Linked DNA regions of Mus musculus: all the other regions are linked to region 4. A link is a loop called in an ENCODE intact Hi-C map of the cell type or tissue named here. Cell type or tissue: heart. All regions are shown on one strand. Region 1 has its middle 5.0 kb from the start of Abi2. Region 2 holds the start of Gm38137 (a long non-coding RNA gene). Region 3 has its middle 54 kb from the start of Gm38388. Region 4 has its middle 17 kb from the start of Icos. Region 5 has its middle 22 kb from the start of Nbeal1. Region 6 overlaps Nbeal1 (neurobeachin like 1). Region 7 has its middle 9.4 kb from the start of Ctla4.

What was found. A loop is a pair of places that touch in the nucleus more often than their neighbours do. Peaks named below come from ENCODE experiments on the same cell type or tissue, not always from the same donor. Only the 100,000 strongest peaks of a DNase experiment are listed, where the experiment ranks them.
Region 1: a loop joins it to region 4, with 4 times the contacts of the local background. A loop is called at or near these places in 6 of 42 quality-filtered maps.
Region 2: a loop joins it to region 4, with 4 times the contacts of the local background. A loop is called at or near these places in 18 of 42 quality-filtered maps.
Region 3: it touches region 4 in a loop (2.2-fold over the local background); 2 of 42 quality-filtered maps call a loop at or near these places.
Region 5: a loop joins it to region 4, with 4 times the contacts of the local background. A loop is called at or near these places in 6 of 42 quality-filtered maps.
Region 6: it touches region 4 in a loop (2.5-fold over the local background); 4 of 42 quality-filtered maps call a loop at or near these places.
Region 7: a loop joins it to region 4, with 2.6 times the contacts of the local background. A loop is called at or near these places in 4 of 42 quality-filtered maps.

What each region holds. Positions count from the first base shown.
Region 1 is chr1:60,402,604-60,406,603 of GRCm38, reverse strand. It overlaps a transcript of Abi2 not described here. Among named protein-coding and RNA genes, the nearest start is that of Abi2, 5.0 kb to the left of the region's middle. In heart, a CTCF peak has its summit at 1,537 (motif pointing left); no DNase peak of the experiment used is centred here.
Region 2 is chr1:60,860,720-60,864,719 of GRCm38, reverse strand. Gm38137 (a long non-coding RNA gene) reads right to left here and starts at 895. Exons shown (of 3, transcript XR_865466.1): 1 at 728-895. In heart, a CTCF peak has its summit at 3,888 (motif pointing right); DNase peaks (open chromatin) are centred at 799, 1,559, 2,019 and 3,539; H3K4me3 peaks cover 481 bases; H3K27ac peaks cover 534 bases.
Region 3 is chr1:60,651,042-60,655,041 of GRCm38, reverse strand. No RefSeq gene overlaps it. Among named protein-coding and RNA genes, the nearest start is that of Gm38388, 54 kb to the right of the region's middle. In heart, no CTCF peak of the experiment used is centred here; a DNase peak (open chromatin) is centred at 2,201; H3K27ac peaks cover 650 bases.
Region 4 is chr1:60,959,298-60,963,297 of GRCm38, reverse strand. It overlaps a transcript of Icos not described here. Among named protein-coding and RNA genes, the nearest start is that of Icos, 17 kb to the left of the region's middle. In heart, CTCF peaks have their summits at 996 and 1,978 (motif pointing right); DNase peaks (open chromatin) are centred at 2,037 and 2,627; H3K27ac peaks cover 593 bases.
Region 5 is chr1:60,156,636-60,160,635 of GRCm38, reverse strand. No RefSeq gene overlaps it. Among named protein-coding and RNA genes, the nearest start is that of Nbeal1, 22 kb to the left of the region's middle. In heart, CTCF peaks have their summits at 154, 363 (motif pointing right) and 1,978 (motif pointing left); a DNase peak (open chromatin) is centred at 2,005.
Region 6 is chr1:60,270,657-60,274,656 of GRCm38, reverse strand. Nbeal1 (neurobeachin like 1) reads right to left here. Exons shown (of 55, transcript NM_173444.2): 34 at 2,400-2,524. Among named protein-coding and RNA genes, the nearest start is that of Cyp20a1, 71 kb to the left of the region's middle. In heart, a CTCF peak has its summit at 1,970; no DNase peak of the experiment used is centred here.
Region 7 is chr1:60,897,625-60,901,624 of GRCm38, reverse strand. It overlaps the pseudogene Rpl18-ps1. Among named protein-coding and RNA genes, the nearest start is that of Ctla4, 9.4 kb to the left of the region's middle. In heart, no CTCF peak of the experiment used is centred here; a DNase peak (open chromatin) is centred at 2,304.

The sequences.
Region 1 (4,000 bases), 560 kb after region 4:
TCAGGTCCCTCCACGTCACTGACATTCTTATCCAATCTTGCAGGAGTTTCAATGAAAGGTACAGTCCTTTTCAGAAAACCTTGTTCATAATATCATTTCCACCTTCACAGAAATATCTTACAAAAAAGGATAAGTAATAGTAATATTAAAAATAATCAAGTACTCTATGTCAGATTTCAGTTAGTATTTCACAAGAGTCAATTCCCATTAATATTGCCAAGGTGGCTTTATAGTTTCCATTTATAGACAGAAAAACCAAGGGAACACAAAAATATATTTAGAGATTGTGGACTTAGGACTTACATATTGGTTTGACCTTTTAAAAATGTTTTTCTTTTCCGTTATGCCATGTTGTCAAACTTCCAATATTTTAGCTCTATAAATGCCATCCTTCGAGTGTAGACACTAGTAATGCCTACTGATCACACATTATGTAACCTCTTATAAGAGGAGGGAAGGCTAGACCCATTCAACAAAAGAGCCTTTGCGTGTTTACAGAGTGTGGTGGTTTGACTAGGAGTGACCCTCATAGGTTCAAATATTTGAACACTTGCTTGTAGGGTGTGGCACTACTTGACTGGGATTAGGAGGTGTAGCCTTGTTGAAGTAGGTGTGGCCTTGTTGGAGGATGTCACTGAGGTGGGCATTGAGGTTTCAAAAGCCCAAGAGAGACCCGGAATCTCTTTCTGCTGTCTTGGGATTTGGTTGTGGAACTCTCAGCTTCTTCTTCAGCACCATGTCTATCTTCCTGCCTGCATACCACCATGCTTCCCACCACAGTGACAATGGACTTAAACTCTGTAAATGCAAGCAAGCTCCAATTCAATGTGCTGTGGATGAATAACACAGAACATTGCAATAAATTCAAGCCCTATCTCTCAGTTTTTCCTCTTGTCAAACATCCTTAAAATATGAATCCCAAACTTAACTCCATATTCCACTACAGCAAAGTGCCACGAGACAACAATCCTAACACATTTTTTGGGACTTGTCAACATGTATGGAGATTATTAATAAAAATAAAAGAGGGGTCAGAAATAGGAGGGAAAGACGTAAGGTTCTGAGAATAGTAGAGTAAAAGGCCAGGAAACAACCCTTGAAAACATAAAGATGCTGGAATTACAGGCATAGGCCATCACACCCAGTTTGTGCAGTAGTAGGGGCTGAGCCCAGGGCCACATGCATACTGGACAAGCATTCTACCATCTGAACCACATCACTAGCAACCAGTACCACCACAAGTCAGGGGGAAATAAAAATGCTAGAATTATTACATGAAAGCCTGAAAAAAAATAAGTTAGATTATAATACAAGAACAAATACCACATAACTTTAAATTTTTAAAGTTTTATAATTATAAAAAGAAGCATGAGTATATCGCACTGGGATTTCTTTCTCTTTTTTTAAAGATTTATTTGTGTGTGTGTGTGTGTGTGTGTGTGTGTGTGTGTGCTCTATCTGCATGTATGTCTGCAGGCCAGAAGAGTGCATCAGATCCCATTACAGATGGTTGTGAGCCACCTTGTGGTTGCTGGGAATCTAACTCAGGACATCTAGAAGAGCAGACAGTGTTCTTAACTGCTGAGTCAGCACTCTAGCCCTAACATTGGAATTTCAATGAAGTTTCTAATGATTTATTTATTTTTACTAGATGTGCATTGGTATTTGGTCTGCATATATATTTGTACAAGGGTGTTAGATCCCCTGGAACTGAAGTTACAGACAGTTATGAGCTGTCATGTGGGTCCTGGGAATTAAAACCAGGTCCTCTGAAGAACAGCCAGTGCTCTTAACCACTGAGCCATGTCTGCAGCCTCTCAATGTCCCCATTTTTAAGGGAAAATACAATATGTAGGCTTCTATATACTTAGAGATAGCACAATAGTTAAAATGAAAATCTGGGGGGAAAGTTGGGTGTGGCAAAGAGTTCATATTTGTAAGATGTGAACAATAAGGAAGTCTTACAAACCAACAAGACAAAAGCCAGGCATGGGGCCCACACTGGGGATCCCAGCAACAAGGCAGGATGAGGCAGGAAAATTACTTTATCACAGGAGATTGAAATTAGAGTGAATAACATGAGCTGCTGCCTAAAAGGGGGCTGAGAGAAAGATAACTATCCAGTGTTGAAGAGAAAAGAATGTGTACAGGAACTTGTATAAATAATAAATATAGAGGTGGTTAATAAAACCAGGCATAGTGGTACACATCTGTAATCCCAATACTAAAAAGGCTGGGAGACAGGAGAATTGACGATTCAAGACCAGCTTGGGCTACATAGCAAGCCTTTTTGTGAGCCCTGTGGTGGGAGACTGCAGGGGGAGAGTTTGAGAGATGTAAAGAGAGAGGCTCAGTATCACCTGAATTAGGTGAAAATCATGCAGATTAATACCAAGAATAATACCAATCTCACAATCTCACGTATTACTCATGATTTTAATATTGTATATTCCTTCTAAACAGTAATTTGTACTCTGTGTGTGTGTGTGTTTGTGTGTGTGCGTGTGTGTGTGTTTACCTGGTTCTTCCTCCCAGCCCCATGCTCCCTAAAATAAGGCTCAGACTTAAAATATATTTACAAATACCTTGGCCATATGGCTGGGCTCTTCTCTGACTAGAATCATAACTTAACCCATTTATTTTAACCTACATTCTGCCATGCAGCTGGTTACCTGTGCTCAAATACCACACACCAGGCTCCTCACATCTTCTTGTGCAAATCTCCCATGCCTGATTTTATCCCAGGATTATTTCTGCCCCCTAGATGTTCCACCTTCTATTCTACCCTTTTCTATAAACCAAAGATTTTTAATCGACAGGTGTTGCATCTATATAATACGCAAGATATTCTGATATTCTGTGTGTGTGTGTGTGTGTGTGTGTGTGTGTGTGTGTGTGTGTGTGTGTGTTTATACATGCATTTAAAATCTGGCTGGATGGTTGGGGGCAGTGAGTTTGCTCGTTTTAAATGTTATAAAACTATTTTTCCAAAACCTAGAGTTTGTATTTTGCAATTGTACTATCAGTTTGATTCCAAGCAACAGTTAAAATCTCCTACTTTTTCCCCCTCTCTTATGTCTGTCATTACAAGACACCAAGAACATCATTTTTAAATCTACTGTGGCTCTTTTTGCAGTCATCCCTCAGAATCCACAGGAGATTGGCTACAGGCTCCTCATTCTCATATCAAAAATGCAAGTATGCTCAAATATCTTATATAAAATGAACTGCACACATATTCTATAGGTTAGACCACTTCTAGATTAATTAAAATGCATAATGCCATGTAACCGTTATACAGATGCCTGTTTTCCCTCATTGGCTAGGTAATAATAGCAAACAACAAAAGTCAGAGTGTGCTTAGTATAGACTTGGTTTTTTAAATAATTTCACTCACACAGTAGTGGCACACACTTTTAACCCTAGAGTTCAAGAGGCAGAGGCTGGAGGATCTCTGTGAGTTTGCGACCAGCCTGGTCTACAGAGCAAGTTCCAGGACAGCCAGGGCTACACAGAGAAACCCTGTCTCAAAAATAATATTCATATAATAATAATAATAATAATAATAATAATAATAATTTCAATCTGCAATTGGTTGTCTACAAACTATAGATATGGAAGCCTTAGGTACAAAGGCAACCAGTATTTATTTCTAATGAGTTATATTATAGGCTTTGTGACAGATTTTAATCCTCATTTCATCTCTTGAATAATCTGTCATCGCTGCAGCCTAAACCTGAGGTTATGGTCCCTGGGTACATGAGTGCCTTTGGTAAGAACTGTGAGAGGCGCTGGAGCTGAGGTTCCGCTGATAATATGGTTCTCTAACATCATGCACTGGGAATGAGATGTTGAAGGCCAGTTTGGGGCATTCGAGACTGACTCAGTGTGGGAACGATGCTGAAGGTCTGGTGGTGTAGCGATGGTGACCTGAGTTCTTCCTCCAGCTCACACAAAAGAGATATAGTTTGTTTCATGTTGTCTCTGCTAGGATTTTTGT
Region 2 (4,000 bases), 99 kb after region 4:
GCATAAGCACACACTTCATATTCATAACAAACGGGATGCCTCCATTTGTTTCCTTACATAGCTGCCCACAGTCACTAAATCATAAAGTTACAGAATGATAGAGATGGAAAGAACATTATCCTCGATCATTCTGAGTAGACAGGGTTCCAGATAGAAGGGACGTGGCTGTACACATATGTGGCTGTGCGGTGGGGAGCCTGAGAATGGACTGTCTCCTACCAGACAAACTCTTCTTTACAGCTTTAGTCAACATCTCAGAGTTGACTCATAGAAAAGATACGTCATAAAGCAAGATTAAGTGTTTTATAGCATGACCTTCTTCTGCCAGGAAAAGGTTTTCCTCATGAGATATAAGAAATCCTATGTGTTCACTCAAAACTGGTTACTAAGTGTCAGCCCAAGATTTTTCTCTTGTCAAAAAAAGGACAAGATGCAAAGGTTTTTAGCTAGGTCTATGCAGCGGTAAATTGTTAAATGGCTCTAAGCTTCCAGCAGGTCTACACACACACACACACACACACACACACACACACACACCAGCTTATTTTTAATATGCCTTAGCCAGCTCAATGGTTGGGGCACTCCTGAACCTCCACGTGGCTAACACACTGCCCTCTGATATTCCTGAATTAATACTTACTAAATCTATATTTTATCTTTGCTGCCCTGTTTCCTTCTGGGCAGCCTTTCTTGGGCCCGCTTTCCCCTTACATTTCTGCTGTCTCACCCTTCTGCTCCTTCCCAGCGTGGTCCATCCTATGTCCTTCTCATGGTGGATTCTTTCTCGCCCACTCCTGTCTCCCTGCCCAGCCATTGGTCACTGGCAACTTTATTTCCCAATCAGATCCATCTGGGGGTGTGGGCAAGCTTCCTTTAGCCTACATGTGGGACACTAAAAACAGGTTTAGGGGGAACATAATTAACATGAGAGCACAAGCTGCTACAGAGCTAGAGGTATGCCTTCAGCAGCTTCTCCCCCATGGGAACTAAACCCAGAACCTTATTAGCTAGGCAAATCCTCTATCACTCAATCAAATGGCCCAACCTAAGACAGAACAGTTCTTTTGCTTTTAATAGTAAAAAAGGAAGTGTGTGTGTGTGTGTGTGTGTGTGAGAGAGAGAGAGAGAAAGAGAGAGAGAGAGAGACAGAGAGAGAGAGAGAGAGAGGGAGAGAGAGAGAGACCAAGTGTGTGAGTGCAGATACCCACAGAGGCTTTAAACAGGCTTCAGTTTCCCCACAGCTGATGCTAAGGTGGTTGTGAATTGCCCGATGCCTGTGCTGAGCAAAAGAACCACTCTTCCTGGCTAAGCCATCCCTCTAGCCCTGCCCCCTCAGCAGCTCTTACTGAGGAGAGTATCCTCCCGCACAAGGACATATCCTTTCGCCTTCTTACTCCTGAACCTCAGCCTCCGGGAAACTCATATTACCATGGTACAGCTGTGAAGATCTATCCTCCTCCTCTTTCCTTGGTCACTCTAGAGTGCACGTGACCACTCGGCAAACAAATGTCCAAGCCAGCATGTGGCATATAAACTCCAGCTCCTATTTCTGCCCCAGCTTTGCAAAGCCAGGTGCTTCCTGCTGATGGCCAGAAGCACTGCTCTCACGAACCTCTAAAAACGCTGACCGGGCACTCACAAGGGATGTGTGAGGCACTATTCATCAGCAAGACTCTGTGAACATTTTTCCAGGACCATGTTGACGCTAACTGCAAAGCCACATGACCCTCGACAGCTCAGCCGCTGTGCCGAGCAATCCTGGAACAGCACGGACCCTGAGTCCCAGGCCTTTCTTCACGTACCATTTGTAGATTCTGCTCCAGCCCTAACACCCAACTTTCCTGAATTTATCTTTCCAACTTGCCCTAAGCTGCAGCCCAACCGATTTCTTGGAATATCTTTCCCGTCCCTCATTCTCAGTTTTAAAAACAATTCTCAAAGACTATGACCTAATTAATTTTTCCAGTCCTCCCCTCCAATCTGGGAAATAGATTTTCTCTGTGAATGGACAGCGTCCCCTCCTCCACTTCCTGGGTTTATGGGCTTATGCTCCAACAGAGGCCTCTCTGCAGGCACTGTTCTGGTCACCACTTACAGGGCTGGAGGAAAGACAGCTCATGAAGAATGCTATCTTTCTCCTACCCAGGGATAATAGGAGGAAAGACAGCTCATGAAGAATGCTAGCTTTCACCTGCTCAGGGATAATAGCAGGGCCCAGCAGCTCACCCCTATTACTGTGCTGGTTACCCATTATATTCTACATCCCCAAACAGTCCCTAGCTCAGGTTGATAATTAGATGCTGTCAGTAACCTTTAGCCCCCACTCTCCAAAGACAGACGGTGTCCGCTGCACTGATGCTTTACCTCTGTGGCCCTTCCAGGTGCCTCTTACTGGATATTGGGAACACAGATATGATCCCAAACATGTGGCCTTTTTTGAAGATTTGGTTATAGGCCTTAACCTTTAATAGATGAGCTATACCTTCAGCCCTGTGTGGCCTTTCTGAATGAACCTCTCTTTCACTCATTTTTATGTACAAAATAATAGGCTGCCTTACGATATTTTCATGGGTAAGCCGTTGTATTTTGCTCAGTCTCCCCTTCCACCGCCTTCCCTTACCTCCAGCCCTGACACTTTCCTTTCTGCACTCACAAATAAGTTCTCCCTGCTTTTGTGTGTCATATATACATGCATATATATGAATGTATATTATATATTAGCCATATGAGAGAAACCATAAGGCATTTGTCTTCTGAGTGGCTCACTTCCCCTTGCATGATGTACAATCGATACATCTTCCTGAAAATGAAACAAACATTCTTCACTATGATTGAATAAAACTTCATTGTATATAAATGATGCATATCATATATATCATATATCACATATCATATATATCACCATGTTTATCATTAATGAACATCTTAGCTGGCTTCTTGATCATTGAGAATAGGGTATAGATAAACATGGACGTGCAAGGATCCCGGTGGTATGCTGACTTAGACTCAATTGTGTAGCCTGGAGTGGTGTAGCTAAAGCATATGGTAATTGTATCCTTAGGTGTGGCTTTCTGGGAACCTCCACACTGATTTTCACAGGCACTGCACCGTTCTCCAGTCTCATCAGGCATAAAGAAGGACTCCCTTCTGCCACCCTTTCTTCGTGTCGGCATTTGTTGTTTCCTTGGTGACAGGAGAGAGATGGACCTCAGTGTCACTTTATTTTGCATTTCCCTGGTGGCTAAGAATACAGAGCATTTTCTCAATTATTCTCTGCCCATTTATATTTCTATGAATCCCTCTTGAACTGCAGACATGGAGCATACAGGGTGGATGGTCTTCTCCATCCCTTACGACTCTCATTTCACTTAAAACCCATTTCATCTCCCCTCAAAGGCTCCCTGAATTTCCCTCTGTTTGGTGCCTTTCCTTCCTCTGCAGATGCTAAAAATATCATCGGAACAATAGAAAGCAGCGGTCCCTCCAGCCTCTACCCCACTTTCCAGTGAGCCGTGGGAAACTGCAAGCTTCCCTGGGCTTTTCAATGATGCCTGGGTCATGTAATGTCAGGGGAAGAATTTCTTGGCTATTACAAACACATTAACAACTGGGATCCAAGATCTGCGTCTCCTCGTGCAATGACATCACTGTGCAATGCACACCCCCTCCCATTTCATTCCAAAGATATGACTATTGATACTCACAAAAATGGTTGCATCTACAAAGCAGTAAGAAACAGCTTTAGTTGGCCCAACTGGGAGAGATAAAGAGAGAGAGAGAGAGAGAGAGAGAGAGAGAGAGAGAGAGAGAGCGCTAATTGATAAAAATTGACAATAGGTTCTCACAATCTATTCTTACATTTGCAATGAAGCACACTGACCAATAGATGGCAGTCATTGACTGCTCCACAAATGTCTAGTTCCCACCCACATTGAATCAGCCACATCTAAATTTGCTGTGTCAGGGTGGGATTTTCAGGACCATCCATCTTTGCTACAAC
Region 3 (4,000 bases), 310 kb after region 4:
CCTTCTCCAGCTCAGCAATGAGTTGTTCATTTGAGACGTCAGGAAAAGTGACTCTCTTGAAGTAATAGCTTATGGCAACTAGTCTAACTTGGGGCATTCATTTACAGAAGAGATTTCCAAGTTTGTTATTACTAATTACCCTTCTCAAGTGTTGTGTGACCCTAATTCTGGAGAGATGTAAACAAACTCATCGCAAATATGGAATGGACAATGGACCAAAGTACAGATATCATCAATTCAACTTGAACCAATAGGTTTTGTTAGGCTTACTTTCAGAAGTTTGGGTAAGGAATTATTTACAGGAGCAGAAATGACTCAAAGATAGCTGCACCATCAAAAGCCCATGCCAGCACAAGTGACAACTCACAAAAGCTGGGAACTGTACGTTTCTGCACAACTTCCAGGCAGCTCAGTCAGCGTCTGACTTTTTCAGGTAGTTTGGCTGGTCTCTGCTTCTTGGCTGATCTCTCTTGGCTATTATAGTCATATACCTGAAAATATCTCTTAGCAGTCTTACTGCTCATATATGCTTAGAGAAGGAGGGACCTAGTTAATCTGATCAGTTTCAGGAACTTTCTGGGGCTTTTGAGTTGTTCTTGTCCCAAACGTCAGAGATCCCTACTGATGAATGTTTCACCTCCCTTAGGACAGGCATCCTATGTCTTAAGTACATTTCTTCCATGATGAGATTTTTTTTCTAGAAGTAAATTGCTACATATCATCAATATATAGGAAATGAAGCATTTCTGATTTGAGAGATGACTCAGCAGACAAAGGCACCTGCCACAAGATTGATGACCTGAGCTCTATTCCTTGGACCCACATGGTAGAAGGAAAGAACCTATTCACAGAAGTTGTCCTCTGACTATCACACTTTGGATACTCTGTGGTTCACATTCTACTTACAAAGACACACACACCAACACAAACACACACACACACGCACATGCATGTGCAGAAACAGATTTTATGTATAAATTAAGCATTTTAAAATTCTAGTTTCAAAGAAAAACAGCAATATCCCTTCTTACTCTTCTATCTACTGACTCATATGTTATATATGAAATTAATCTGGTAGAATCAGTGTTTTTATTGGGTTTTGTCAGAAATCAAAATGCATAATTAGGACAATTACATATTTGTATTTCTCACAGATACTAAATTGTTGTCACTGTTGTGCCTTATCTTTCTTCTATAGTTCAAAACTTTGGCTTTTCTCTTATTGGCTCCACTGAACACCAGAATTCGTGATGGTGTGCAACTGGGACCAGGTGCAAAACAGACCACCATGAGCACTCTGGTCACACACACAATCCTCTGCTCAAGCCAGTGGCCTCTCTGTCCTGCGACGGCGTTATGCTAGCACATCAGCTGGGTATCACCACTTCCCGTGGTATCTGTACAATACTACATATAGGCTTTCAACTGCAGCAAGAGTTTCTATTCTGTGTTGGATTATGTTCTCCTTAAAGATACACGAAAAGCCTAATCTTGATTCTGTTAATGAAACTAATTTGTAAACAGGATGTTGGCTGATATCATTGGGTTAAGATAAGGTCAGGCTAGGTTAAGGTGAGCCCTAAATCCAATATGGCTGATGTCCTTACAAGTTTGCACCCAGGAAGGGGGTGCAAAAGGCACATCCCTGGGAAAATGCCATATGAAGATAGAAATGCAGGACAGATGTTCAGCTTCAAGCCAAAGAATCCCCAGGATTGCCAGCAGCCAAGAGGCTGAGATATGCACAGGAGAGCCCTTTCATCAGGCCCCACCACAAGGACCCAACCTCACCAACATCTTACTTTTGGACTCCTAGACTCAAGAATTATAAGAGAATAAATTTTTTGCTAAACTATCAGTTTGTGCTACTTTGTTATGGCAGCCTGGGAAATTAATACAATTTCTCTCACGCTTTAGGGGAATTATTTGGTTCATGTAACAAACATTTATTCAGCACCTACTATCTGCCAGGGGATTTTTTTTTCTCTGGGTGTTATGAAAAGTACCATAAATAAAAAAAAAAAATGGTCTCTCTTCCAGGCTGGCTGAGAGATGAGGTCATATAAGTCTAGCGAGGGAGCGCTGTATGGGGTGTTGAGGAAGCAGGGAGGGAACAATTACCCAGGGTTCAGGGAAGGCACACTGACAGAGATAAAGGCACAGAAGAATCTTGAAGGATACAAGCAGTACCGGAAATCTGAGGCAGGAGAGAGTAAACAGTCCTCTCCCACGCCCAGTTCTAACTTCAGCCTCTTCCTGCAGCCACTTGGCTTCCATGGAGAATGAAAATGTGTGATTCTTCTGACTGATTCTCTGCACCCTGAAGTCTCTTGCCAGCTTGGCTTTATGAAACAGGTCTATTCTCTTAGGACTCAGTCAGGAGAAGGAACAGGAAGTCTAGTTTTTGGGGCAAGGGTTGTTTCAGTTTTTGTTTTGTCTTTTCATCTAGAAAAGACACATGTGACACAATACCATTTGTCTTTGAAGATATTATTGTTTTTTTGAGACAAAAAAAAACCCACTTTGAATCCAGACTAAAGACAGTCAGGTCCATCTGGGTGTGATGTTGTGCACCTGCAATCCCAGCTAAGGCAGAGAGAAGAATCACAAATTCAAGGCCTGTCTGGACAGCTTACCTAGAGCCTGTCTCAAAATCAAAATAATTTGCAGCTGTGTGAGTGTAGCTTAGTGGTAGGTGGTTTGCTTCACATACTCGTGAGTTCAATCCCCTGTTCTGGAGGGGGAGGGGAGTAAGGTACAAGTTCTTCCAAGATAGACTATTGGGTCCTTCCAATGACAAAAGAATACCGAGAAAACAGAAAGATGGCCAATATGAAAACATACCTGCAATCTGGAAAGCTGAGTAAATAAAAGACAATTTTTACAGAGGCAATCATCATATTAATATTGCAATAGATTGTTTTCCAGGTTGTTTCTGTATAGTCATGAGCAATGCGCCATCCAGCCTTTTACACACAGCATTACAGCATAAACATTTTCCTAGGCCTTGAGAAACTCATGATAAACATGATTTTAATGGCTCTGAAACATTTGATTGCATGCATGCCCATAGTTTACTTAACCAGGCTTAGAGCTGGCCATTAAGTCAGATCATAACTTATGAATATCCTTCAGATAAACATAGTGAGTTTTTGAGTGGTGATTTTTTACTAATTTCATCACAGATGAAATTAGATGTCTTTCGATGCAAGGACAGTTTTGTTATCAAGAAGTTGACTTCAAAACAAACACAACAAAAGACAAAGATTTGGACTTTATAATATAGAATAAAGGACAATGTGAGCTGCTCTCCCCTCCAACCCCATCCCCCAAAGATTTTCTTCTCTATCCTGAAGCTCTTTTTTGCTGGGACAACTCATCTCAGCTTCCTGGTAAAGCTAGGTGCAAAGCACTAAGTATTTTGGGACCTCTGTCCTCCTTATTACACTAAGTACTAGCCAAGTCTTCTATTGTTCTTGCTCAAGACAAGCACTTCAGTGCTAGCCCAGACTCCTGCTTACTATCCAAGACACTCCCTTGTGAATTCACTCGAGTTTGTCCTGCAACTAGTCCAGCTGACCCTGGTCAAATCTATATTTTTCCTAAGCCATCATTCCCATCTCATCCACCATATGCTTTCTTAGAATTTCTCACCAAAATATTCTCTTAATGGGGTCACACACAGGCATGTGCATGCATGCACACACAGACACACACACGCGCGCGCGCACACACACACTTATCCATTTCTCTGGGTTTTTTTCTTTCTATTGTTGTAAATGTCTTAGGACAAAAAAATACAAATTCTTATACTGAGTTGTGTATAAATAATAGACATTTATGCTCACAGCTCCGGAGACAGGAGAGACCAAGATGAAGGCTCTAGGAAATGACAGCTGGTGGCATCTGGTGTCTGCCTCCAAGACCTTGTCCTTCTTACTGTGTTCTCACCTGATGAAAAAAACAAAACAAAACAAAAAAACCCAAAAACAATAACAAC
Region 4 (4,000 bases):
TTTAGTGCAGAATTCTATCAGACCTTCAAAGAAGTCCTAATACCTGATGTATTAATAATAATATATAGTGGATATACCCGAACAGAACACCAGGCCAAGGCGGTTCCACGTGAGAGAGGTTTATTGTAAGGGAGAGAAGAAAAGGAGTGGCAGGGCAAGTGGAAGGGGAAAGAAGAAAGAGAGAGAGTGGGGAGGGGGTGTTCTCCTCGTTTATATGGAAAGTGACGTAACACAAGTAACAGATGTAGCTAACAGATGTAAGTGAGCTGAATTATTTCCTAGACTCTGGGTGAATTCCAACTTTAACTACCAGCAGTATGTATTTACCTAGGTCTCACTCCCTGCCACTCTAAACACTTTGCATGCAGAGGACCCTTAAACCTCCGTAGAACCCAATGAGAGAGACGCCTCTAATTATTCCTGAAAAGTGCACTCACTGTAAAAAGGTTTAAAATTGTACAAGGTCCCCACTCAGCTTACAGGGCAAGACCGGAATGAAACAAGGAGAAAAATCTAAATCCTGGACTTAAATGTTTTAGAGTTTCTATCAATTCACAATCAACAGCTCCTGCCGCAGCGGCAGTGGTTGGCGCATGCTGATTAAAGTCCTCTCACCTGAAGGGTGTGGCGTAGTTATAGACAACACTGTTTGTCAGTACGCTTCTTCCATGTACTGTGCTAAACGCGAAACATTCGTTGTCTAATCCTCACAGCAGTTCCGTCTGCAGAAAAGAAACTGAGGCTCAGAAAATAACATGTAGGAAGGGCTTGAGTTCAAGAAAGCCTGCCCACACTCTTTTCCATTATACAGGCCTCTTGGGGAAAAAATGGCATGTTCTTAACCAGAGTTCGTTCAACTGGGTTTGCCCTGATTATGTAAAACCAGAAGTTTTGCTGTAATTGTGAATGTGATCTTTTAAAAATATTTTAACTTTTATCTTATGTGTATGAGTGTTTACCTACTTGTATGTATTTTGCACCACGAGTGCAGTACCCACAGAGGCCAGGAGGGGGGGTCCTCTGGAACTGGGTTGTGAGCTACTATATAGGGACTAGGAACAGAACCCAGGCCTTCTGCAAGAGCAGCGAATGCTCTTAATGGCTGAGCTGTCTCTCCATCCCTTGAATGTGATTCTTATTTCACCTAGTATCCGGGAGGTTTCCTAATAAAACACAACTTGATGTGAAAATATTAAACTGGATTCCTCTTGCAGACTGTTGCTTGGCGACTGAGTCTCAGCAATGATGCTATGTTGTTGCCTAATTTTAAAAGAACTGTGTTTAAATGAGGGGACCCTACTTGTCAGCATAGTTTCAACACATTATTTTTATGAACATTGATATTAACAATCCTGGTATGTCCATTTTAGGTAACAAAGGTAAAAAAAAAAAAAAAAGTAGTATCACACTAGCATGAAACACCAAATGTTTACGTTGCAGGTATAGCAGGTGTTCGTTCCTACAGGGTAACTCTCAGTTTTCCAGAATGTCTGATGGAGAAGATGGGGGTCTCTGACCTATTTGTAGTTAGTGTGACTAGTTCTTTTTACAAGCACTCATAGTATAGAAAGTGATATCAAAATGGAATACCCATTAAGGAATATGGGATCGCTTTGCATTCATCAAATAGTTATTCAGTAAGTTAATCAATTGCATGACAAAATCTTCTTTAAGAAAGTGCCTAACTGGGCTCCACTTCCTAGGGTCTTATAACCTAAATGGAAGCTCAACTGGAAAATTCCAATGATTTCTACAGCCAAAAATACAGAAAAATAACGCTTGTTTGTTCAGCTGGGTTGCTTTTAAAAAGTAGACATGTTTGAAATTTTTAAATTAGTTCTATGCAACAAAACATACTTGTTTAAAGTGGAGGTGATGTTATCTTATTGTGTATTTAAAAGAGAAAAGCATATTCCTAAGGGTTTCCTGCTATGAAATTTCAATTCCTTCCCATCTATGAGCCTTCGATAGTTACCAAATACGACCACAAGGGAGCACTGCTGAATCAGACTTGTGATCCTCAAACCCACAGCTGTACAAATGCTTGTGCTCCCTTCCTGGGGGAACAGAAGTGACTCCTCAGGCATTCGTGCAATGCATGTGAGGTGCAGTATGAGGAATGGATTTTTTTTTTTTTAGTTAGTCACAGCCCCCAGAAATGAATTTCTGTATTCTCATCGGAAGCCAGGTCTCCACTAGAAGATAGACAGATTGTCTGATGAAAGAAAGCAACACCTTAGCTAGGCAGTGGTGGCACACGCCTTTAATCCCAGCACTTGGGAGGCAGAGGCAGGTGGATTTCTGAGTTCGAGGCCAGCCTGGTCTACAGAGTGAGTTCCAGGTCAGCCAGGGCTATACAGAGAAACCCTGTCTCGAAACCCAGCCCCTCCCCGCAAAAGAAAGCTACAACTTACTACTTTCTTAAAATTTCTCTGTCAGCCTTGAAAGAGTCGATGACCTGCAAAGCTGCATGTTTTTTTTCTCTCTTCGCTCCAGGAGGAAGTGTAGGAGCGTCCACTCAGAGATTTGAGAAGGAAGCCAAGATATCTTTGGAGGATTGCAAAATCCTGGGGAGGCTAAGGAAGCTGGCTGAGAGTGATAACACGGTCTCCTCCCATCCTGTTCCCATGCTCTCCGACTGCTAGCAGGCTGTGCAGCCGCCCTGTCAGATCTGCGACAGATCGGCGATGTGGCGAGCAGGAGTTACTTGTAACTTTAAATAAAATATATCTCGCACACACAGGGAAGAAGCAGAACAAGATATCAATGGAGGAGATTAGCACATGACCCCAGCTCCCTCTAGGCTCTGCCATGACCAGATGCAGGGATTGGACAGCTAAGATGTCAGCACACCCTGTTACTGCAGATTTGGATTCTGAGAGTTCATTGGCAGGACCAGGTTTGGAATTGAGAGAGATTTGAAGGGAGGTTAGAGTCCTGGAACAGGACTTGTGTCCTTCAGGCTGGACTACAACATGGGGAACGGAAGCAGCCTCCCTACGGTGTCCACTTCCTAGCCACCACCTGCACTCACCTGTCACCACGGTTTTCTCTCAGAGTAATGCTTTAAAGTGAGTGTTTTACCATCCCAGACAGAATGGACTCCATAGCTGGGAGGGCTTATATATGCTTGACCCAGGGAGTGGCACTATTTGGAGATGTGGCCTTGTTGGAGTAGGTGTGTCACTGTGGGTATGGGCTTTAATACCCTAGTCCTAGCTGTCTGGAAGCCAGTCTTCTGCTAGCAGCCTTCGGATGAAGATGTAGAACTCTTAGCTCCTACTGCACCATGCCTCCCTGGATGCTGCCATGTTCTTGCCTTGATGATAATGGACTGAACCTCTGAGCCTGTAAGCCAGCCCCAGTTAAATGTTGTCCTTATAAGAGTTGCCTTGGTCGTGGTGTCTGTTCGCAGCAGTAAAACCCTAAGACGATAGCCAAGCATCCTAAGGCATGCATGTAATTCCAGCACTTAGGAAGCAGAGGCAGGGAGATCAGGATTTCTATGTCAGCCTGGCCTACGTAAGACCTTATTTTTTTAAAAAAAAAATCAAAATTTAAATGAATGCTTATAATAATGTTCTCAAAGCTTACCAGGCAGAAAATGACAGGGCAAGCTAGTGACTGTCAAAGCCTTTGCCCTTCACTTTGCCCTTGCTCCTATTGAGTCTTCAGTTCAGGTATCACACCCCTAATTCTATTTGCACTGCAGTCAGTGTCTTACCACATACTGTTGCTATTTTGAAGCTGCAGCAGCGGAACCAGAGGTAAGGAAATTCCTACAAGATAGCAGAGTCAGAAGTTGATGTGGTCTGATTCCCCACCAGAGCTCCATCTATGGCATCTTACAGCCCTCGCTAGACACGGGCTTCAGTTGTTATGAATCCTTGGACTGGAGGCCACAACTGCCAAAAGAGAAAGAAAGGGTTTGCTTTCCCTGCAGTGGTTGTAGGATTAGGTAACTCTTGATTAGAACCTGTTGCTTGCCGGGTTCATTGTT
Region 5 (4,000 bases), 800 kb after region 4:
TAAAGGCATGTGCCACTACTGCCTGACTCTATGAAGTTTCTTATGCTACACATTTTGTGGAATAATATTTGCCATTTTGTACCTAGCTCATTCAGCGTAATTTTCAAGGTTCATTCATGTTATTGTATGTCTTAGTAATTCCCTCTCCTTAAAAAAAAAGATTTATTTTTTATGTATGAGTACACTGTAGCTGTGAGCCTTCATATGGTTGTTGGGAATTGAATTTAGGACCTCCGTTCACTCCAGTCAACCCCACTCCCTCTGGTCAACCCTGCTCACTCTGGCCCAAAGATTTATTTATTGTTATAATTAAGTACATTGTAGCTATCTTCAGATGCACCAGAAGAGGGCATCAGATCCCATTACAGGTGGTTGTGAGCCAACATGTGGTTGCTGGGATTTGAACTCAGGACTTTACCCGGTGAGCCATCTTGCCAGCCCCATAATTCCTTCTTCTGTCTGTGTAAAATATTCCATGTTAAGTACATGCCATATCGTGTTTATCCATTCATCAGTTGATGAATACTTGGGCTATGTCCCCTCCTTAGCTATTGTGAATAATGCTGTGATTAGAGATGCCATGCAGGCATCCATGTGAGTCCATTTGCCTTACAACAAAGAATGGAATTGCTGGATTATATGCCAATGTTTTACTTCTCTGGCACAGGCAAATGGGAGTTATTTTCCAAACTAACCACAGAAGGAAAAGTTACTAGTCATTTGAGTTACATTAAGATTAAGAGGGTTTTTTTGCATTTAATTCCAGCACTAAGGCAGGAGAGTCAGGCAGATCTCTGTGAGTTCAAAGGTAGTCTGGTCATACTGAGCTCCAGGCCAGTGAAGTCTATATAGATAGTATGACCTTGTCCCAAAATAATGAAACAAGGCTTGGTGGCAGTGGTGCAGGCCTTGAATCCCAGCACTTAGGGAGGCAAAGGATAACAGATGTCTGAATTTGAGAGGACAGGCTGGTCTACAGAGTGAGTTCCAGGACAGCCAGGACTACACAGTGAAACCCTCTGTTGAAAAACCAAAACCAAAGAAACAAAAACAAAGATTAAGAGGGGCAAAGGATATACCCCAGTGGTAAAAGTGTGTGTTGAGCACAAACAAGGCCCTGGGTTCAGTCTCTAGCAAATAATAATAAAAACTGTTCATGGATAGTTGTGTAAAACTATGGGCTTTTCTATGCCTACTGAATAATGACAAGGAGATCTTTACATTTATTAAAAGCTTTAGGTAGATACTCATATATTCTAACCAGACTATGCTGACCTGGCCTACCTTCCCAGCCACATGGCCCATTACCTGTCATCTTAGTCTTGCCCTGGGTCATCCTTCTTCATCTATGTCCCTACCCTATGTCGACTTCCCTGTTCCCCTTCCCGAGACCCTCTCTCACTTTCCCTGGGCCAGAAGTCTTTTCCTCTCCTGCCCAGCTATCGGCTGTTCAGCTATTTCTTTAACCAATCAGAAGGTTATGGAGAACCATGGTTTACAAAACACCGAGTGAGGATATGCTTCATAATAATGACTGCAACCAGATCTTTGGGTGCAGAAATCAGCATCTGGATACACAATACACAAAAACATCCCCCAAAAGTTGCCCTCCAAATTCTAGGTAAATAAAGTTAGCCAGCAGCAGCCTGTGATTCTGTACAATGAAGCTAATTCAAACCACAGCAGTAGGAAACCGTCCATCCTTCCTGTGGTCTGACAGTGTTTCACTGAAACCCTCAAGATTCCAGGAAGACATATATTGCCCACTTTCTCTTGATACTGTTGATTCTATATAGGCACATAAAATCATTCATGACATGAAAGTAGAGGGAATGGGTGAGAAAAGAAAGATACTGGTGGGGGGATGGGGAGAAAAGGGTATTGGGTTGCACTATAATAATTCTTTTCCTGCTAAGTTGAAGATGGCGTGATCCCCAACATGCAATTCTATTTCAGGCCTGGTTTGCTTCTGCCCTCTGCTGGGTGCTGGGATGGTTACTCTTGGTTGTCAACTTTATTACATCTGGAACCAATTAAAAAAACCAAAACCAAAACCAAAACAAACCCCAAGCAGCTGAGCAGACCTCAGAGGGATTTTTTTGACTGTATCATTTAAGGATGAAAGATCTGCCCTAACTCTGGATCATTTGGGGTGGGAAGACTCGCCCTAAATCTGGACCACACCTTCTAGTGGCTGCCCACGTGAAATGACATGAAAGAAAGCTTCTGCATTTTGCCTACTTGCCTTCTCTTTAAGGAAAGTTCATCTATTTTGTAGCTTATGAATTCCTCTACTGATAGTAGATGTTAGAATGCACTTCTTCAGGATTCCAGTGCACACTGAAGACTAACAGCTTTCTAGGACTTCTCTGCGTCTCTAGCATGAGATTGGGACTGCTGACCCATCACTACTACTGGAATCTTGCCTTGAGATAGCCATCGTGGGGTTATTTGAACCATTCTAATAAATGTGTGTGTGTGGATGTGTGTGTACATGCACATTCAATTGTTTGTTCCTTTAGAGAAGCTTTACTGATACACTGCTGAGTAACCTTAGAGCTTGGTAAGTGAAAAGGGAGGGCAACCTCAGAAGCTTCAGCAAGTGAAGCTGCCACTCTCTGAAAGGAACAAACTGACTTGATAAGTTGGACTTGTTTGGATTGTTTTGTATGTTAGCACCACCACCCCAATCAAGTGGCAAGAGTCTTGTCTTGTCTTGTCTTGTCTTGTCTTGTCTTGTCTTTTCTTTTCTTTTCTTTTCTTTTCTTTTCTTTTCTTTCCTTTCCTTTCCTTTCCTTTCCTTTCCTTTCCTTTCCTTTCCTTTCCTTTCCTTTCCTTTCCTTTCCTTTCCCTTTCTTTCTTTCTTTCTTTCTTTCTTTCTTTCTTTCTTTCTTTCTTTCTTTCTTTCTTTTTTAATGTCTTCTTGGAAAACTCATACATGGAAACCATTATGTACTTACTACTTTTATAAAACAAAGTCTGCTAGTACTGTTTAGAAAACAAGATCGGATTTGTCACATGCAAGGTAATGAGCGTGTAAACTGGTATGATATGTTTGCAGAGTGGAATGGGAAACCTAAGTGTCAGGTCCAGGAGGGCAGTGCTGGTGACAAGCCAAAGGTTTAAAGCAGATCTCTTAAAGTGCTTTCTGTTCAATAGAAAGTTTCCCTAATCCTCCAGGAACCTTCCTTAACCAGCTCATAAGGGTCAACTACCTTAGGCAAGAGCACTAGTTCCCAAGTCAATCTGGACAGCCCAAATCCAGTCAGAGCCCCACCCTGCTAACTGTCATAAAATCTACTTGCTTTGCCACTATTCTGCTCTTTCTGCCCAGCCCCCAACTCTCCACCCACCGGAAATGGCCTTGGCAGTTTGGTCCCAACAAATTATTCTATCTGCTATGGAACAGTCTGGTTCAGTAGTTTCATTTGGGGCTAAGGTTATGTTTTAAATTGTAATTACTGTGTTTAAGAGATCCATAAAATGCTGGGCAGTGGTGGCAAATGCTTTTAATCCCAGGACTTGGGAGGCAGAGGCAGGCAGATTTCTGAGTTTGAGGCCAGCCTGGTCTACAGAGTGAGTTCCAGGACAGCCAAGGCTACACAGAGAAACCCTGCCTCGAAAACCAAAACCAAAAACCAAAAACCAAAAACCAAAGATGCCTCTAACTTGTAAGCCCCACTTGCCCAAGCACAGATAAACCCGTAAACCTCACCTTCTCAAGAGCAGTTAACGTCCTACAATGCTGGGGGCTGTTGTTCATGTAAGATAGCAAGCCAGATGCTCTCACGTCTGTAACCAGGGTTGGTTGCCCCAAGGGCACAGGATGTGCTTGATCTTTAATATTCGGGAGGCACAGAGGCAAGAAGTCAGTCAGGGTGGATGCTTGCCCCTGAGTGGATGAACGTGGGAAGGAGGTGGCTTATGGCTTTTACCTTTATAAGCATGGGACTACATAATTCGTGGCTACTTTCTGGGGATCCCAGGTAAGGACCTGGCC
Region 6 (4,000 bases), 690 kb after region 4:
CTTTATACCCATAGGTAAGTGTAGCCCTCACTCCTCATCAAGAAAACCTCTCTTTGTAATAGATGGAGACCATTACAGAAAAACATCAATAACCAAAATGCAGAGTTGTGGAGCTGAGTCCGACTGGATCCATCTATAAAACAATTCCCAAACCTAAGGTTCAGGGACAGTCTTGGAAAAGAGGGCTGAAAGACTGTAAGAGCAAGCTTACCATGAGACTATATCTCCTGGGAACATCAGAAGATACACCCATAAAGTCTAACCACATGGTTAGACTGTGTAAATATGAGTTGAACAAGGACAATAACAACAACAGACATGCTAAATGGATTTGGGGTGTGTGGTGGGATATATAATATATACACATATGCACGTAACAAAAAAAGACTGAATTTGAAATAGAGCAAGGATAGGTTCATGGGAGAATTTGGAGAGAGAAAAGGGAAGGGGTAAATGATGTAATGATATTATAATCTCAAAAATAAAAGAAATAATAAAAGATATATTTTAAAATTTTTTCCAAGTCAGGGTTTTACTATGTTGCCTGGGCTGGGCTGAACTCCAGATACCTCCTTCTTAACTGCTTAGTTAGCTGGGATTAAAGCCATGCAGCAGTGCACTAAGCTCCTCAATCAAAAGAATCCATTTATTTTGTCTCTCAAGGTAGCCTGAGCCTGAGAAACTTTACATAGCAAACAACAACCCTGGCATTCTGCCCCTCTGCCCCTACTTCACAGGTACTGTGATTACAGATAGGAATCTAGATTTTCTTATCCATCACAAACTCGGTGTCTTGAGTTCTTAATGGGCTTTTCATTAAAATATTACATACAAGCATTTTACAGAAAAGTCTATGACATAACCCTGTTCTGTATATTTGCAATGAGTTATTTGCAAAGTGTACTTGAAACAAAACAAGCAACTATTTTCTTACTAAAGAATATCATGAATTGGCAGAATATCAAACTATCTTAAGAAGTAAGCAAAATAACTCTGCACTGAATTGTGAAGTACACCCAGCAGAAAGCACTGTAGGATGAGCCACTGCTTGCTCCTAGTTTTCACTACCATCGAGCACCATTTCTCCCATCTGTCCAGTTTTACTGTCACCACTGAACTGGAACACTTCTTAAAATATGCAATGAGTAAAGCTGAGGTGAAAAAAGGACAGTGGTTTTCTTGAATTTAAGACGGCTGAGGTAAGAAGAAAGGATATAAACTCATCTGCAGAGTAGGAGAGGGTAAGGAAACAGGAGTGGGAATTTCCCAGAGAAGGATTTCTTGGAAAATAGTAGGGAAATAGCATCATTGAAACTACTACCAAACTAAAGTGATGCACTGGAGGGGGATGTCTGCTAGGTAATGAGGACAGTTACATTTTGAAAAGGAAGTGTGCAAGTGCCAGAAAACTGACAAGGCAGAGAGGCTTATATATATGACTGTAAGCTGCTATGTAAGATACATTAAGTTAGTGTTTGTGTCAAAGACAAAATATTATTTTTCATTAAGAGAAAAAATCATAATTATCTGATTTACTTTAGAACACAGAATCCTAAATGATATACTGGCTTTCTTCAGCTTTGTAGGAATGGTCAATATGTTAAACGGAAAAAAAGTCTAAAATTTGGCCCTTGTTTAATCTATAGACCTATCATGAGATACAAGTGGTACAGAAGCAGCTACAGTGACAATAATTATGACTTGGCAAACATGTAGGTGCCATGGACACATCACAGGAAATACTTCTGCATATTTCAGACTTTTCTTCAAAAGAGAACAAATGACAGCCAATAATGAAGAGCTTCTTACAAAGTTATAGAAACCCCTTTAAAATCCATTTTGAAATACTACTTGGGTAAATATTTGCAAAGTATTCTTTTACAAGGCACATCTAAGACATTAAAAATTAGGGCTCTTTAAAAGCAGGTTGGGCTGGAGAGATGAGCACTTTCAGAGGTTCCGTGTTCTACTCCCAGCAACCACATGGTGGCTCACAACCTCTGTAATGGGATCCAATACTGTCTTCTGGTGTGTCTAAAGACAATAACAGTATATTCATATACATTAAAAAGGGGGGAGGCAGGTTATAAAAGAGTCATAAATTAAAGGATGGGGAAGTAGGCTAATTTAATAGTCAAAGGAAAGGATATTATTTCTCAACAAAACATAAACGAAATACAGTAAAAATACTAGCTTTCTTTGGAAAGTTACATTCAATGAAAACACACACTCATCTTAGATTTAGGCCAAAATTAACAACACTGAATTCATGTACCAATTTACACATACACTTTAAAGTACTATACCCCTTTGTTCTTAAGTAAACATCTAAAACAGTAAACAACAGTAAGCAGCCTGTCAACATCTGTTCATAAAAACAGGAAGCTACTGTAACTCACCTAAATTATCTCTTAAGGCACTAGCTTCCTCGTGGGTTTTGAAATTATAATTTGGTACCAGTTTAAGTCTCATGCGGGAATAATTTTCAACATTAGCTAGTTTCCAGTGAATTCGATTCTGTTTCCTATAAAATTCACAATGAAACAAGTAAAATTATTTGAAATTATAAAAATTAATTGTTTACAGCGTATAAACAAGTATAAAGTGCTTCACAATTGTTCAATACAATTTAGAAAATGATCAAGATATAACAACTGGCTAGTTTGCACAAGGCCCTGGGTGTGATTTCCAGCACTACAAAAAAGCAGACTTGGGTAAACCTGAAGGAGAGCAGCGGGATGGGGGCTGAGTAAGAGCAGCGGATGGCAAATGTGTGCAAACGGAAACCTACTACTCTATATGCTAGCAGCTACTTTCGAAACAAATGTAAATGTTTATGTTTATCATCTGGACAACTGTCATGAAAACTAAAATGAGTACGTTTGACTGCAACATATATGAACCTAAGAGAATTTAAATTACCCAAGATGCCATGAGGCTTAATGGTAGAGAAATAAGATTTGAACACTAGCTTTCAGACTTCTGGCTTGATTACTTTATTCTTTCATGTTAAATGCAATTTTATAACCATAATATTAAAAAGTTTTACTACAAATAAAAATAACTACAAATGTGGGAATGGATGGGTAGGGGAGTGGGGGGAGGGCATGGGGGACTTTTGGGCTAGCATTGGAAATGTAATTGAGGAAAATACGTAATAAAATAACTACAAATGGATCAAAATCCAAAATATCAAAGTTAAGATGATAAAACTCTTAGAAGAAAAGGTAAAGTTTTATGACCTTGGACTTGGGTATGCTTTCCTAATACATTATAAAAAGCATGCAAGGAAAAAAAACTAGGTTTATTAAAATTATAACTTCTGAAGAACAAAGGTCACAATCAGGAAAGTGAAAAATCATCTACATATTTGCAAATCACCTGAAGAGTCACTGAGAATACATACATTCTGACACACACAACTTCAGTGAAAAGTCCATCATTCAATGTGGGAACTAGGCAAAGGAAACAAGCCAACACTCTTCAAAGGCATACAAATGGCCAACAAGTACACAAAACAGCACTCAACATTGTTGGTTATTAGAATGGTGAAAAACAAAATTATATGATCATGCTTTATATACACAACGGACGGGCTATTTGAAAAATTGGAAAACGACAACTATCAGTTAGAATGTGTGAAACTGGAAAACATGCTGACATTTCCTTGTCAATGCCTAATAAGTTAAACATGAAATATGATGCAGAACTTGCATTTATACTATATACCCAAAAGGATTTAAAAGCATGCTCTCAAAACATTTTGATACAACTATCCACAGCAGCACTGTCAGAATAGCTCAAAGGTGGCCAACAACTAAATATTTATCCACTGATCAGAGGGTCAAAAAGATAAACAAAAGGGTTACTTTACTACATTTTTAAAACAAGGGCTATAAAATATATACACCAAAAGAAGTGACAATATTAAGCTGTAAAATGTTGAAGTGCATAACGTCATTAACTCTAGCTTAATAAGGTGATGTGAGAAAGGCAGAAG
Region 7 (4,000 bases), 62 kb after region 4:
GGGTGGACAATGAGACCCTCCTCCTAACCACATGGGAGCCAGTCTTTTCCTGTTCGCTTTCAGAACAAGATGTATAACTCTTAGCTCCTTCTCTAGCACCATGTCTGCCTGGATGCTGCCATGCTCCTGCTTTTTTTTTTTTTTTTTTTTTTTTTTTTTTGACAGTCTCAAGTTTTTATTCAGTGGGTCTTTGTGTCTAGCAGAAGGTGTTGGGCCTCTTGGTGGTGAAGCGTGGCTTGTGCTGGCGCCGCAACACACGGTGGGGCAGTGGGAATTTGATCTTGGAGTCGTGGAACTGCTTGACAGCTGTCCGGCGGCACTTGCCAGCTGCAATCTCTTCCACCTTCATGATCTGGATGGAGTGGGCACGGGCACGGTGTCGGGCACCCATGTCTAGTTAGCACTGTGTGACTGCACCAGCAGTGGTCAGGTCCCTGTACTCCCGGTACATGTTGTGTGTGCCACTGCGGGAGTCATAGCGCAGCCAGATGCCAAAGTTCTTCACACGCAGGGGTGATTTCTCAAACACCTGTCCGCAGTACACAATCTCCCCAGGTGACTTCTTCATCTTCTTCAGCTGCGACACAAAGTACCAGAAGCGGGACTTGGCCACCACATGGTTGGGTGCAAAGATTCGCATACGGTACAGTGGTGGTGTGTGGCATTTTGGGGTTGGCAAGCAGCGCCCCACCACCTTGTACTCCCGAAGCGTGCCCGAGGCCTTCATGGCACTGCACGCTCGTTCACCGCCAGTCACAAAAGGGCTCCTGCCTTGATAATAATAGACTAAACCTCTGAACCTATAAGCCAGCCCTAATTAAATGTTTTCCTTTATAAGAGTTGCCTTGGTCATGGTGTCTGTTCACAGCAGTAAAACCCTAACTAAGACACTCACGGTTGTGCTTGAAGCCCTTCTCCTAGGTGATTCTAGATCCTGTCTGATTGACAATAACCATCACAGAAACAGTAGATATTTTCAAAATAGGAACCCATGTTATTTTACCGAAACAGTCGTTGACTTGTTCAGGACTACCCATTAGATCATATAACTTGATTATCTAGGAGAAAGGGGCAGAAAGACTTAGTAAATAGTTTAATATTTGGCCCATGAAGTTTCCCAGGTCACTCCCTCCCAACCTGTATGGCACATTGAATATATGTGATTACCTTTAAAATAGGATGAGGTAACTCAGCAAGTAGGCTTTCCATTTCACAATAGAGGAACCTTCCCAAACCAGTCACAACATTTTCTTGCCTTGATTCAAGTAATAACAAAACTTGGAATGGAATATGACCAAAGCTTTTAAAATATTTTCTCATTAATTAATTTATTTATTCACTGTTTATCCAAATCTATTTTTTCTTTTTTTAATGCTGAACAAGCCTTTGACCCACACCACCACTCCCCAAATGCTTTGCTGTCCATAAAGAATCACATGGCAAACAAGGGTGGCCTGTTTGAAAGATGTCATTTCTTACACAATCTAATCTCAGCTGTAAGCCCTTATTTCAGCCTCCTGGTTACACAATCACTATTTCATCTATTAAGTTGTATCATTTCAGGTCCTGCTGTGACTGCAGCAATTGAATGACTTCACACCTCAGGTCCATCAGAGACCATCATGGTCACACCTTGATGAGAGAGGAGCACCCTCGTGGCTTTGCCAAGTAAGGAACCGTAGCTGTGGCAGTGGGAAAGCTCTGCTGGGTGATGGTGCCTTTGCACACACCATGTGCAGAAAGTGAATCCTTGAATCCAAACAAGTGCTAGCAAACTGTGCTCTCTGTTGACTGAAGATTCAAAGACTCAGAACCAGGAGTGTGGTACAAGCCCATAATCTAAGCTTCTCAAGAGGCTAGATGAAGAGGACCTCTTTTAAGGTTAGCCTAGAAACTTTAGTGAGACTGTCTCAATATAAAAAGTAAAATGATGGCTGGACTGTGGCTTGATGGTGGAGTATATGCCTAGCACAGACACACACACACACACACACACACACACACACACACAGCCACTGATAGATGTACAGTCTGAGGCAAGGGGAAGAGATTCTGGCTATTTGTCATCTTCCACAGTCTCGACCACACATCACAATAAACCATCTTCAGCCAGAGTCAAGTTCTGACATGTGACCATTCAGCTCTGTCTTCCCAGGGCAGTTTTCTAAAGGTTACTCAGTTGTGGAGTAGCTAAATGAGATGGAGGAAGTCCACGCTAGTAGGAAACTTTAGTTCAATGAACCGCATTATTGAAGTGGGCTGTGGAGGGTTATTTAGAAGCAGCTGATTGCATTAGCAGCTTTCCTAAGCTGGATTACATTCAGAGGAAATGCTCTGGCTGGGTGTTTCTTCCATGAGCAGGAAGCTGGGTCATCACAAATCCACAGTCACAGCAGGACCCACCGAAGGTTTTAGCCCACAAAGCATAACTAAAACCCAAGCTCTTCGAGTTCTGCCTAACACATTCAAAGCCCAGTTTCTTCATTCCCCTAATGGAATCACACCACTGACACTAGTTCAAATCCACCGCTTATGTAATTCCTCCCCAACATTACTTAAGGGCAGTCTGATCACTAATAAGTTCTTGCCACATGTAAACTTTGAAATCTGCAATTCTGGTCATTTCTCTTCCATTGGTTATGAAATGCTGACAGGTAGAATGTATCAGAAACACTTGTTTCCTGTACTCTTGAAATACGAGCAGGTCAAAACCATTGAGTCAGCCACACCCCTTGTGTGTCACCCTTTGTATTAGAAAGAAAAATATGAACTTAGAACATATGAGTGTATTAGGGATTGACTCATGCTATTGAAAAAAGAGGCACAGGAAGTTATGATAGTTTAAAACTAAATGTTCTAGTAGAACTGATGATCCTGATTTGTTGAACACCTCCCTAGAACCAAGTTTATGGTAATATTGTTCAGTACATGCAGTTTTTACCCCTTCTCATCTCTCAGAACCTGTTTTCCCCTGAGTACACAAGCCACTTCCTCAGGTCTCTGACTCTCTGCAGACACCAAGACTCTTAGCCCTAAAATGTGAGCGAAAGGCATTTATTTAATCTGATTCTACTCCCCTCCTGAAGCAAAAACACAAGACTCAAAAATAATAAACCCTCAAGGCTTTTGCTCTGAGTGAAGAGAAGTAAAGAAGAAAACTGAGAAACAAATGGAGCCAGGGAAGAAAGCCAAAATCAGAAACTTTAAATGAAGGGTAATTTACATATAGAAGTTTCAATATGCCAAGCCTCAAGTATCAATTTGGACCTGTCTGACATAGTTCCTCAACAGTGTGAGAGCACTGACTGCGAGTGGGTGGAACTTTTATGAAATTCCAAAAGCCATCGGATAGCACAGCACGTCCCAAAATATACTCTGTGAGATTTTTTTTACACAAAGAACACACAGATAATGTCACTCTAGCACTAAATTTAGCAAATAGAACTGATTGTGATTGATAAGACCCTGAACCTTTTTTAGACTCTTTTTTATTAGATATTTTCTTTATATACATTTCAAATTTCAAATGCTATCCTGAAAGTTCCCTATACCCTCCCCCCTGCCCTGCTCCCCTACCCACCCACTCCCACTTCTTGACCCTGGCATTCCCCTGTACTAGGGCATATAAAGTTTGCAAGACCAAGGGGCCTCTCTTCCCAGTGATGGCTGACTAGGCCATCTCTGGGGGTACTGGTTAGTTCATATTGTTGTTCCACCTATAGGGTTGCAGACCCCTTCAGCTCCTTGGGTACTTTCTCTAGCTTCTCCATTGGGGGCCCTGTGTTCCATCCTATAGATGGCTGTGAGCATCCACTTCTGTATTTGCCAGGCACTGGCATAGCCTCATACGAGACAGCTATACCAGGGTCTCTTCAGCAAAATCTTTCTGGCATATGCAATAGTGTCTGGGTTTGGTGGCTGATTATGGGATGGATCCCCAGGTTGGGTAGTCTCTGGATAGTCCATCCTTTCATCTTAGCTCTGAACTTTGTCTCTGTAA